Linked DNA regions of Mus musculus: region 2 is linked to region 1. Evidence: chromatin contacts called from ENCODE POLR2A ChIA-PET data. All regions are on one chromosome and are shown on one strand. The core of a region is the stretch at or near the end of the contact, and the rest is flanking DNA. Distances in the headings are between cores, read along the strand shown. Region 1 holds the start of Six5 (sine oculis-related homeobox 5). Region 2 holds the start of Gipr (gastric inhibitory polypeptide receptor).

What was found. ChIA-PET counts read pairs that join two places held with the same protein, here RNA polymerase II (POLR2A).
Region 2: POLR2A ChIA-PET joins it to region 1 with 14 read pairs in embryonic stem cell. The contact joins the promoter of Gipr here to the promoter of Six5 in region 1. POLR2A ChIA-PET finds 5 or more read pairs at or near these places in 3 of 5 experiments (Patski and embryonic stem cell).

What each region holds. Positions count from the first base shown.
Region 1 is chr7:19,092,429-19,097,640 of GRCm38, forward strand. It overlaps Six5 (sine oculis-related homeobox 5), which reads left to right and starts at 2,116. Exons shown (of 3, transcript NM_011383.1): 1 at 2,116-2,990; 2 at 3,804-4,591; 3 at 4,728-5,212. The coding sequence starts at 2,209. Dmpk (dystrophia myotonica-protein kinase) reads left to right here. Exons shown (of 15, transcript NM_001379257.1): 14 at 119-204; 15 at 522-1,393. The coding sequence ends at 681.
Region 2 is chr7:19,163,812-19,168,652 of GRCm38, forward strand. It overlaps Gipr (gastric inhibitory polypeptide receptor), which reads right to left and starts at 2,316. Exons shown (of 14, transcript NM_001080815.1): 1 at 2,251-2,316; 2 at 1,157-1,313; 3 at 709-811; 4 at 227-334. The coding sequence starts at 1,213.

The DNA.
Region 1 (5,212 bases), core at 866-3,365:
AATCCTCCCCAAGGGAACTCCCTATACTCCCGTTCTGGCCTCGACTAGATTCCCGCACTGCCTCTCGCCCTGCTGCTGGGCTCCGATCGGGTCACCTGTCCCTTCTCTCTCCAGCTAGATGGCCCCCCGGCCGTGGCTGTGGGCCAGTGCCCGCTGGTGGGGCCAGGCCCCATGCACCGCCGTCACCTGCTGCTCCCTGCCAGGGTATGTCCCACGTCCGCCCACCACGGGCCTCTGCCTAGCTCTGCCCACTGAGTGTCACCACTGCTTGCTGTGCCTCTGTGGAGCTCGGCCCACCGCAGGGAGGGGGGGTATTCGGGCGGCCAATCAACACAGGCTGCTGCTAAGTAGCCAATGACGAGTTCCAACAGGAGCTCTTTCTTGCGAGCAGACCAACTTTAGCTGCGGGCTGTGGGGACCAGAGATGCGCTCAGAGGCCCATCTATGGGTATAGGCTGGGCGGCTCCCAGGAGCCAGTGGGCCCCTGTAGCCTAGTGCTAATCCAACCTTCTCTCCTGCAGATCCCTAGGCCTGGCCTATCCGAGGCGCGTTGCCTGCTCCTGTTCGCCGCTGCTCTGGCTGCTGCCGCCACACTGGGCTGCACTGGGTTGGTGGCCTATACCGGCGGTCTCACCCCAGTCTGGTGTTTCCCGGGAGCCACCTTCGCCCCCTGAACCCTAAGACTCCAAGCCATCTTTCATTTAGGCCTCCTAGGAAGGTCGAGCGACCAGGGAGCGACCCAAAGCGTCTCTGTGCCCATCGCGCCCCCCCCCCCCCCCCACCGCTCCGCTCCACACTTCTGTGAGCCTGGGTCCCCACCCAGCTCCGCTCCTGTGATCCAGGCCTGCCACCTGGCGGCCGGGGAGGGAGGAACAGGGCTCGTGCCCAGCACCCCTGGTTCCTGCAGAGCTGGTAGCCACCGCTGCTGCAGCAGCTGGGCATTCGCCGACCTTGCTTTACTCAGCCCCGACGTGGATGGGCAAACTGCTCAGCTCATCCGATTTCACTTTTTCACTCTCCCAGCCATCAGTTACAAGCCATAAGCATGAGCCCCCTATTTCCAGGGACATCCCATTCCCATAGTGATGGATCAGCAAGACCTCTGCCAGCACACACGGAGTCTTTGGCTTCGGACAGCCTCACTCCTGGGGGTTGCTGCAACTCCTTCCCCGTGTACACGTCTGCACTCTAACAACGGAGCCACAGCTGCACTCCCCCCTCCCCCAAAGCAGTGTGGGTATTTATTGATCTTGTTATCTGACTCACTGACAGACTCCGGGACCCACGTTTTAGATGCATTGAGACTCGACATTCCTCGGTATTTATTGTCTGTCCCCACCTACGACCTCCACTCCCGACCCTTGCGAATAAAATACTTCTGGTCTGCCCTAAATCCCGCGCAATATCTCTGTTGTGGAAAGGAAACCGCCCCGCAGGCCAATGGAGAGTCCAATAGAGACAACCAATGGCTTGAGTGGGAGCTAGAGGGGAGGCAAAGCGCACGAATCAGGTTGAAGGGTGGGGCTTAGGCATCCAGCCAGTAGGAGAGAAGCAACAAGCCACCAGAGACACCACCGCCCCCCACCCTCCCCCCCAGCTGTGACCCAGCTGTGCCACTCAAGTTTGGAAAAAAGTAGGGGGTTGGGCCAGCAGCGGGCACACCATCTTCCCACTGCGCCTGCGCAAGCCACGCGCATCCGCTTTTTGGACCGACACTCCAGAAAAGTTGCTGCAAACTTTCTAGCGCGATTCCCCGCCCCTCCTCCCAGCTAGATCCACCGCCTACCCGCGGGGCCGGGAATTCCGAGGGGCGGAGCACGGCGCGGAGATGGGAAGGGAGGGGGCCCTTCAAGGGACCCGGGAGATGGGAGCGGCTTCGCGCCCTTAACCCTCCGGACGGCCCATTACCTTCTCCGTTGCTCTGATAGGGAAACTGAGGCCCTGAGTCAGAGGCACACAAGGGGGGAAGGCCAAAAGCGCGGCCAGAGACGGAGGGAAAACAAAGAATCCTGACAGCCCGGGAGGGGGGCGGACACACAGGGACAAGGACAGACCCGAGTGCAGAGCTGGGTCTAGTCTTTGGGAGGGGGCCAGAAGACTGCAAGGGGACCGGGGGGGGGGGCGGCGAGGAGGACTGGGCGGAGGAGGGGGCTGGGGAAGCCCGCGGGAGGCGGCAAAGGAGGGAGGAACTTTCCAAAGTTGCCAAACATGGCTACCTCGCCTGCGGAGCCGAGCGCGGGGCCCGCGGCTCGGGGGGAGGCGGCGGCGGCGACCGAGGAGCAGGAGGAGGAAGCGCGCCAGCTTCTGCAGACTCTGCAGGCAGCCGAGGGGGAGGCGGCGGCGGCCGGGGCGGGAGATGCGGCGGCGGCGGCGGACTCTGGGTCCCCGAGTGGCCCGGGGTCTCCCCGGGAGACCGTGACCGAGGTGCCCACTGGCCTTCGCTTCTCGCCCGAACAGGTGGCATGCGTGTGCGAGGCGCTGCTGCAGGCGGGCCACGCCGGCCGCTTGAGCCGCTTCCTGGGCGCGCTGCCCCCGGCCGAGCGCCTACGTGGCAGCGATCCGGTGCTGCGCGCGCGGGCCCTAGTGGCCTTCCAGCGGGGTGAATACGCCGAGCTCTACCAACTTCTCGAGAGCCGCCCTTTCCCCGCCGCCCACCACGCCTTCCTGCAGGACCTCTACCTGCGCGCGCGCTACCACGAGGCCGAGCGGGCCCGTGGCCGTGCGCTGGGCGCTGTGGACAAATACCGGCTGCGCAAGAAGTTCCCTCTGCCCAAGACCATCTGGGATGGCGAGGAGACCGTCTATTGCTTCAAGGAGCGCTCGCGAGCGGCGCTCAAGGCCTGCTACCGCGGCAACCGCTATCCCACGCCTGACGAGAAGCGCCGCCTGGCCACGCTCACCGGCCTCTCGCTTACACAGGTCAGCAACTGGTTCAAGAACCGGCGACAGCGCGACCGCACTGGGACCGGCGGTGGAGCGCCTTGCAAAAGGTGAGGGGGGAACCGACCCTCCTTCCTCGGTGGCCGCTGGAGTCTGCGCAAGTGACCCTTCACATCCCTCTTCGGTGGCGTCGGCGAGTGCATAGGCTGAGCGTGGAGAGACCAGGCACACCCTGGGTTCTCTGGGCATCACTGCCTCAGGGGCAGAGGTTGTTCCAGCTACTTCTAAGCTGGGAACGCAGTGCCAGGAATGGGGGGGGGGGCGGGGGCGGGACGGGCAGTGAGAAAAGTGAGGTATCCCTGGAGGAGCGGTAGTAAGGAAGGGAAAGGGGCCTTTGTCTAAGGCACCCAGGGTAGGGACCCGCTTTTGGGGCCTCTGCAACCTGGCCCCTCGGTAACCATTACTTACACCCACCCCCACGCCCCCTCCAGCCCAAACAGCGTGGTCTGTCGCTTGTCTTTGTTGTGAAACGTGAACCTTCTCCGGCTCCGGTTTCCCTGTAACCCAAGCCCTTCCCCTCCCACCTCAGCGCCAGGCCTCTAGCTCTGGTCTCTGACGCCGTGGGGGTGGGGGGTGAGGAAGAACTGGAGTAAAAGCTGCTGCCTCACTCCGCAGCCACGCGCCTGCCGACCCAGGGGACTTGGGGCAGTCTGGGTGCTCGGCTGCAGGCCAAGGCGACTGGAAAACTTTCCTCCAGCTTAGCATACCCGCCGCGCTGTCAACCCCAGCAGGCTTGTAGAGACCCTGGGATTTGGGTGGGTTCTTTGAAGGGCTAAAATAGTTAATCGGAGCTTGGGTTGCCTCTGCCCCTAGGGCGATGAAACCTTCAAACCTAAAAAAGACGTAACCCTTTTTCCTTCCAGCGAGTCTGATGGGAACCCCACTACGGAGGATGAGTCCAGCCGCAGTCCAGAGGACCTGGAGAGGGGTGTGGCCTCCATGGCTGCTGAGGCCCCCGCCCAGAGTTCCATCTTCCTGGCGGGGGCCACCTCTCCTGCAACGTGCCCTGCCTCCTCCTCTATCCTAGTGAATGGGAGCTTCCTGGCCGCCAGCAGTCCCCCAGCAGTGCTCCTCAATGGTAGCCCAGTCATTATCAATAGCTTGGCCCTAGGAGAGAACTCCAGCTTGGGGCCCTTGCTACTCACAGGAGGAAGTGCCCCTCAACCACAGCCCAGTCTCCAAGGGGTCAGTGAGGCCAAGAATTCTCTGGTCCTGGACCCTCAGACAGGAGAGGTTCGACTGGATGAGGCTCAGTCTGAGGCCCCTGAGACCAAAGGGGTTCATGGGACTACTGGAGAGGAAATCCCAGGAGCCCTGCCCCAAGTAGTCCCAGGCCCCCCACCTGCCTCCACCTTTCCTCTGACCCCGGGAGCTGTGCCTGCTGTGGCTGCTCCTCAGGTTGTACCGCTCTCCCCTTCTTCTGGGTACCCAACAGGCCTGAGCCCCACCTCCCCACGGCTGAACTTGCCCCAGGTGGTGCCCACCTCTCAGGTGGTAACCCTGCCTCAGGCTGTGGGGCCACTCCAGCTGTTGGCAGCTGGGCCAGGCAGTCCTGTGAAGGTGGCAGCTGCAGCGGGGCCTACCAATGTGCACCTGATAAACTCTAGTGTGGGAGTGACTGCGCTGCAACTTCCCTCGTCCACTGCTCCAGGTACCCTTTCTGCTTTCTTGGGGTCTGAGTGGGCTTGGGGAGCAGGTGTCTCCCACCTGATAGTCTCTTGGAGTTAAGCCTACTGGCACCCCTGCCTGCCACCCAGCATCTTCCACTCCACCTCTTTTCTCTACAGGAAACTTCCTCCTGGCCAACCCTGTGTCTGGTAGCCCCATTGTCACTGGGGTAGCTGTGCAGCAGGGCAAGATCATCCTCACTGCCACCTTCCCCACCAGCATGCTCGTCTCCCAGGTCCTGCCTCCTGCCCCCAGTCTAGCCCTGCCCCTGAAGCAAGAGCCAGCTATCACAGTGCCTGAAGGAGCTCTCCCAGTGGGCCCCAGCCCCACCCTCCCAGAGGGTCACACTCTGGGGCCAATCTCTACTCAGCCACTGCCACCTGCTTCTGTTGTCACCTCTGGCACCAGCCTGCCTTTCTCCCCGGACTCCTCTGGCCTGCTTTCCAGCTTCTCAGCACCCCTACCTGAAGGTCTGATGTTGTCACCTGCAGCTGTGCCAGTCTGGCCAGCAGGGCTGGAACTGAGCACAGGAGTAGAAGGGCTGGGGACACAGGCCACCCACACTGTGCTGAGGCTGCCAGACCCTGACCCCCAGGGACTGCTT
Region 2 (4,841 bases), core at 1,066-3,565, 72 kb after region 1:
ATGGTGAAAGGATTCCTGTAAGTTGACCTCTGATCGCCACACCCCTGCCATAGCTCATTCATCCACACATACACGCAATAAATAAAGACAAGAATAAGTAAATCATGTGACAGAGCCCAGGGGACACAGGCATTGGGAGACACCTAGCTTGACAGACAGGGTCAGCTGAGCAGGAGGGGCTAAGTGAGGATGGAGTCCCGGATGAGGGGTGCGGGGAGCACCTCACCCTGACGGAACCAGGGCAGATACCAGGGGCAAGACACCCGAGCAGTGGTGTTGGCGGCCGTGTAGTTCCAGCAGGCATACATATCGAAGGAACCGTTACAGGCCAGGCCTAAGGGAGAGGGAAACAGAGCTGAAGGAGAGGGGCGGTCTGGCTTTTCATTCTTTCACACCTCCAAGTTGCACTAGCTCCTTATTGGCCACAAGCTTCTCCCATCAAACCTCAAGATCCCACCCATTCATCGTCCTAGCCCCACTGCAGGTCCCTCCCACCAAGTAAATCCCAAATCCTTATTACTCTCTAGAAAGTTCAATTATCAAGCTCCACCTCCCCAAACCCGCCCACTGCAGGTCAGGTCCCGCCCAGAACTCCTCCCACCTCCTCTGCTACCTTCCAGGATTCTTCTGTCTTCAGACTCCAACCCTGGTCCTCACAGCCTACCCGAACCAAGCCCCACCCACATCTCCCAAGCCCTCCAATCACACCTGAGGGAGGTTCTGTGGTCTCCAACATCTTTTGGCACTCCTGGCCGTAGTGCTCCCAGCGCTGGTACAGCTCCCCCGTGGTGGTCTGCCCCTCAGAGTCTGTCTAAGAGAAGAAAGAAGGGAGGAGCCCCGCAGGGTAACCTCCTCCCAGGCAGCAAGCTCAGCTGGGAAAGGCCAGAAGAACCCTTAGAGATATGGAGGAGCTGTCCATTTTTTTACGCAGGAGTTCTGGGTGGCTCAGAAACCTCTTAGATGGAATTGGGGTGCCTAGAAAATCGCCCAAAGGAAGGGGTAGCTTGTCCCCACCTGGAGGACTTGTGAGGGAAACTGTGTGAAGAGAAACTACCAGTTTATACAGGGAGGGGGGCGAGCAGCCTTAAAACTCTCCCTAATGTAGGGAAAGGCTTAAAACCACCCCAGAGCGCCTATTATCTCTCGAGGTCCTCACCTCCGCCCACTGGAGTCCCCACAACCACAGCAGCAGAAGCAGCAACCGCAGGGGCATCCTTGAAAGGTGATGGAAACTCTGGCCACTCGGAGGCAGTTGGGCTGGAGGGTCCCAAGGCAGAACCAACTCTTGGGCTTCAGTCCAAGTCAGTGCTCACCTGCCAGAAGCACATGGCGTCTGAGGCCACGCCCCCCATTTCCGCACGTGAGGATTTGGGGCGGAGCAGGACTAGGCGCGGCCTCCAGTAGATAAGTGAGGCTGGGATCAGCTAAGCGATTCCCAGGTCCTCCTAAGTGTTGCTGAGGCAGCCAAGGTGGAAGGGAGGGGTGTTTGCTGAGGGGCCTGTTGCCCTAGAGCTGTGACAGGCAGAAGCGTCAGTGTCACCGAGAGGCTAGACCGGAGGGACTCTTGGGAACCTGAGACCTCCTTAGAGAGGAGAGACTAGAAACTGTCAGTCAAGCCCTGAAGGGAATTTGAACCGATCATTTGAGTTCGCATCAATTTATATAGAAGATAAAAGCCCAATCTTCTAAAACTTCCCTGGCTTCAAGAAGTCAGAGGGACAGCGCTCTCCCAGCATCTAAATATTTAGGGAACAGAGAGATATTAGACCCTGGGTTTCTGACTTTTGGACGTTAGATGCTCTGAAAATCCTTCTAACCCAACTATCACCCCCGCCCAGACAATGTGAATGCAGAGTTTCAAAAGGGAATCTCAGAGCTACAGAAAAGAAAAAATATAAGACAAACAAACAAACAAAAACACCAAAAACCAAAAAACCAAAACAAACAAACAAAAAATCACGGACTCAGTTATAAGGTATAAGAACAGAAAGACTTGGGGACAATGAGACACAAGCGAGAGATCAGAGCCTAAAGGGCAAAAAAGGAGATAAAGACAAAACTGTGGCTCAGAGACAGAGGAAGTGACTAGGGAAGAGACAGAGAAGGGGAAAGAGTAGAAAAAGCCCATTTAGAGATTAAAAGAGGTGAAGAGATGACAGGTCAGAGAGGCAGAAAGAGACAAAGATTGAGATAGGGGGACAGTCAAGGGAGAGATGGGCCCAGGGCAAGGGCTTGATGGAGACCCCTTACCTGCACGGAGTCCTGTTCGCAATCTCCACTGACACAGCTGCCCTGCCTCGCCTGCCAGAGAGCTCTGGAAGAGGTGACAGGCGCTGGCAGCCTGGGGTGTTGGGAGGGGGCGGGGCCAGGGCGGACCAGAGAACAGGAGGGGGAGCTCTGGGGAAGAGTGGGAACCGTGGAGCAGGCACGTTTATCACAGCCATTGTGTCACGTAGAGGGAACAGTCACACAGTTATGGTTCCCCCCTCCCCCAGGCCACAGAACACACTATGCCAGCCAGCCACTTACACAGCCTCTCACGCTGCCTCACACAGGATCCCAAATGCTGAGCAGGAGAGCGACAGAGACTCACAGAGTGAGACTCCGTGAGTAACAAGTTCATTCATAGCTCTACAACTAGGACTATGCTGAGAGAGCCAGTCTTTCACCCACAGCTTCCCAATCACTTGCAGGGACAAGCGGCTGTGTGCCCTGGGACGTGGACACTTCACATATGTGTAAACACAGCCTATAATCTTAATTACCACTGCCTTTCTGTTGTCATTGTTTGGTGTATATGTATGTCATTGTATATGTGTGTACGTGTACATGTGTATGCGTGAAGGACCAGAGGACAACCTCTGATGTGATTCTTTTTTTAAAATTTTTTTTATTATTATATGTAAGTACACTGTAGCTGTCTTCAGACACTCCAGAAGAGGGAGTCAGATCTTGTTACGGATGGTTGTGAGCCACCATGTGGTTGCTGGGATTTGAACTTCGGACCTTCGAAAGGGCAGTCGGATGCTCTTACCCACTGAGCCATCTCTCCAGCCCCTCTGATGTGATTCTTAAGTGTTGTCTACTTCCTTTGATTTGGTCTTTCAAGACAAGATTTCTCTGTGTAGCCCTGGCTGTCCTTGAACTCATTACATAAACCTGGCTGCCCTTGAATGCAGAGATCTGCCTGCCTCCGACTCCCTGGTACTGGGATTACAAGCATACACTACCCAGCTTAATTTATCTTGCTGCATGCATAACAAGGACTTTACCAAGTGAACCATTGCTCCAATCCCTGATTTGTCTTTCTTTGTTTTAATTTTATGTGCATGCATGGAGGCATGTGTACCATATTCATGCAGTGCCTGAGGAGGCCAGTAGAGGGCACTGGATCCCCTAGAACTGGAGTTACCCATGGTTGTGAGTCTCCCCATGGGTGCTGAGAACTGAATTCTGGATCCTCCTGAAGTGTTCTTAACTGCCATTTCTCCAGTCCTGTTTCGTTTGTGGTTTTGGTGTGTGTGTGTGTGTGTGTGTGTGTGTGTTTTAAGAAAACAGAGTCTCATTCTATAACCGAGGTGATCTCCAACCTTGGATCTCCTGCCTCAGCTTTTCAAGTACTGAGATTCAGATTTCAATGGCACAGGCTCATGCAATGACCACATCTGGCTCCACATTTGGCAGCAGCACTATCAATCACTCGATAGCCGCAACTGGTCTGTGTCCCTCAGGAGGACTGGACATCCAGAGCAGAGCCTCAAGCAATGAGTGTCCAGGACATAAATGTGCCTGGCTGTGTGGTGATGCACACACCCATTCAATCCTCTCACAACCCAAGCTGAAACACACACGCACACACACACACTGTGCTGAGTGGCCACATCTGAAAACACTGTCCCTTGTGACATACATCACAATCCCCCAGAGACTATACTGTGTGTAACAGCATAAACTCCTCAGGGAACACCAAGATGCCCATTCTCTCATTGTCACACCCAGTTTTGTATGAGCAGACAACCATACCATTGTTCCATCTACACTCACAAGCCACAGACTTTCTAGAGGGATTCCAGGGATGGAATTTAGGTCTTCAGACTTGATGGCGGTCACCTTTAACCACTGAACTACCTTGTCGGCTAATGTCTCCATTTGTCCCAAGCTAGCTTTGAACTCATCATCCTGTTTTGATGCTGGAATGAAACCCTGGTTCTTGTGCATGGTAGGCAAGCACTCTAACGGTTCACTGTGCTCCCAGCCCCTCACTGGGGGATTCTAGGCAGGGGCTCTACCACTGAGCCACACCCCCAGCAGCAGCTCACTTGGGGGAGTCTCTTGCCTCACTTCCCAGAAGTTTAACTTACATTTGGGGGCCACCACTCTCATCTTAAGTATGACCCTTCCCGGCCCCACAGCCAGTCACACGGTCACATGTCCACACATTGTGAACCCTACTGTCACACATTAACATCCAGTCTTGAAATGGTCCCATAGTTACAGGAACCTATATATCACCCACATCTTTACAACCTCTACTTTCAGGATCTTCCATCACCCCAGATATAGGGAACATCTGCCCGTGGAATGTAGGATGGGGAAATTTGGAGCCCAGCAGTGTCTCCTGCTCAATACACATAGCCAGTTCAAGCTGCTTGCTTGCTCCCATGGGACCTGTGTGATAAGTGGGCCAGAGGCAAGCCTGCCCATTTTGCAGAGGACAAGCTGAGGCCCAGAGGCCCCAGGAAGGGCAGGGAATGGCCTGAGGTCCACATCAGAAGCAGGGAGCAGAGAGAATGGGGGGGGCGGGGTGAGGGTCCTTACCGCCTGGCCCCTGGGGACCTCTC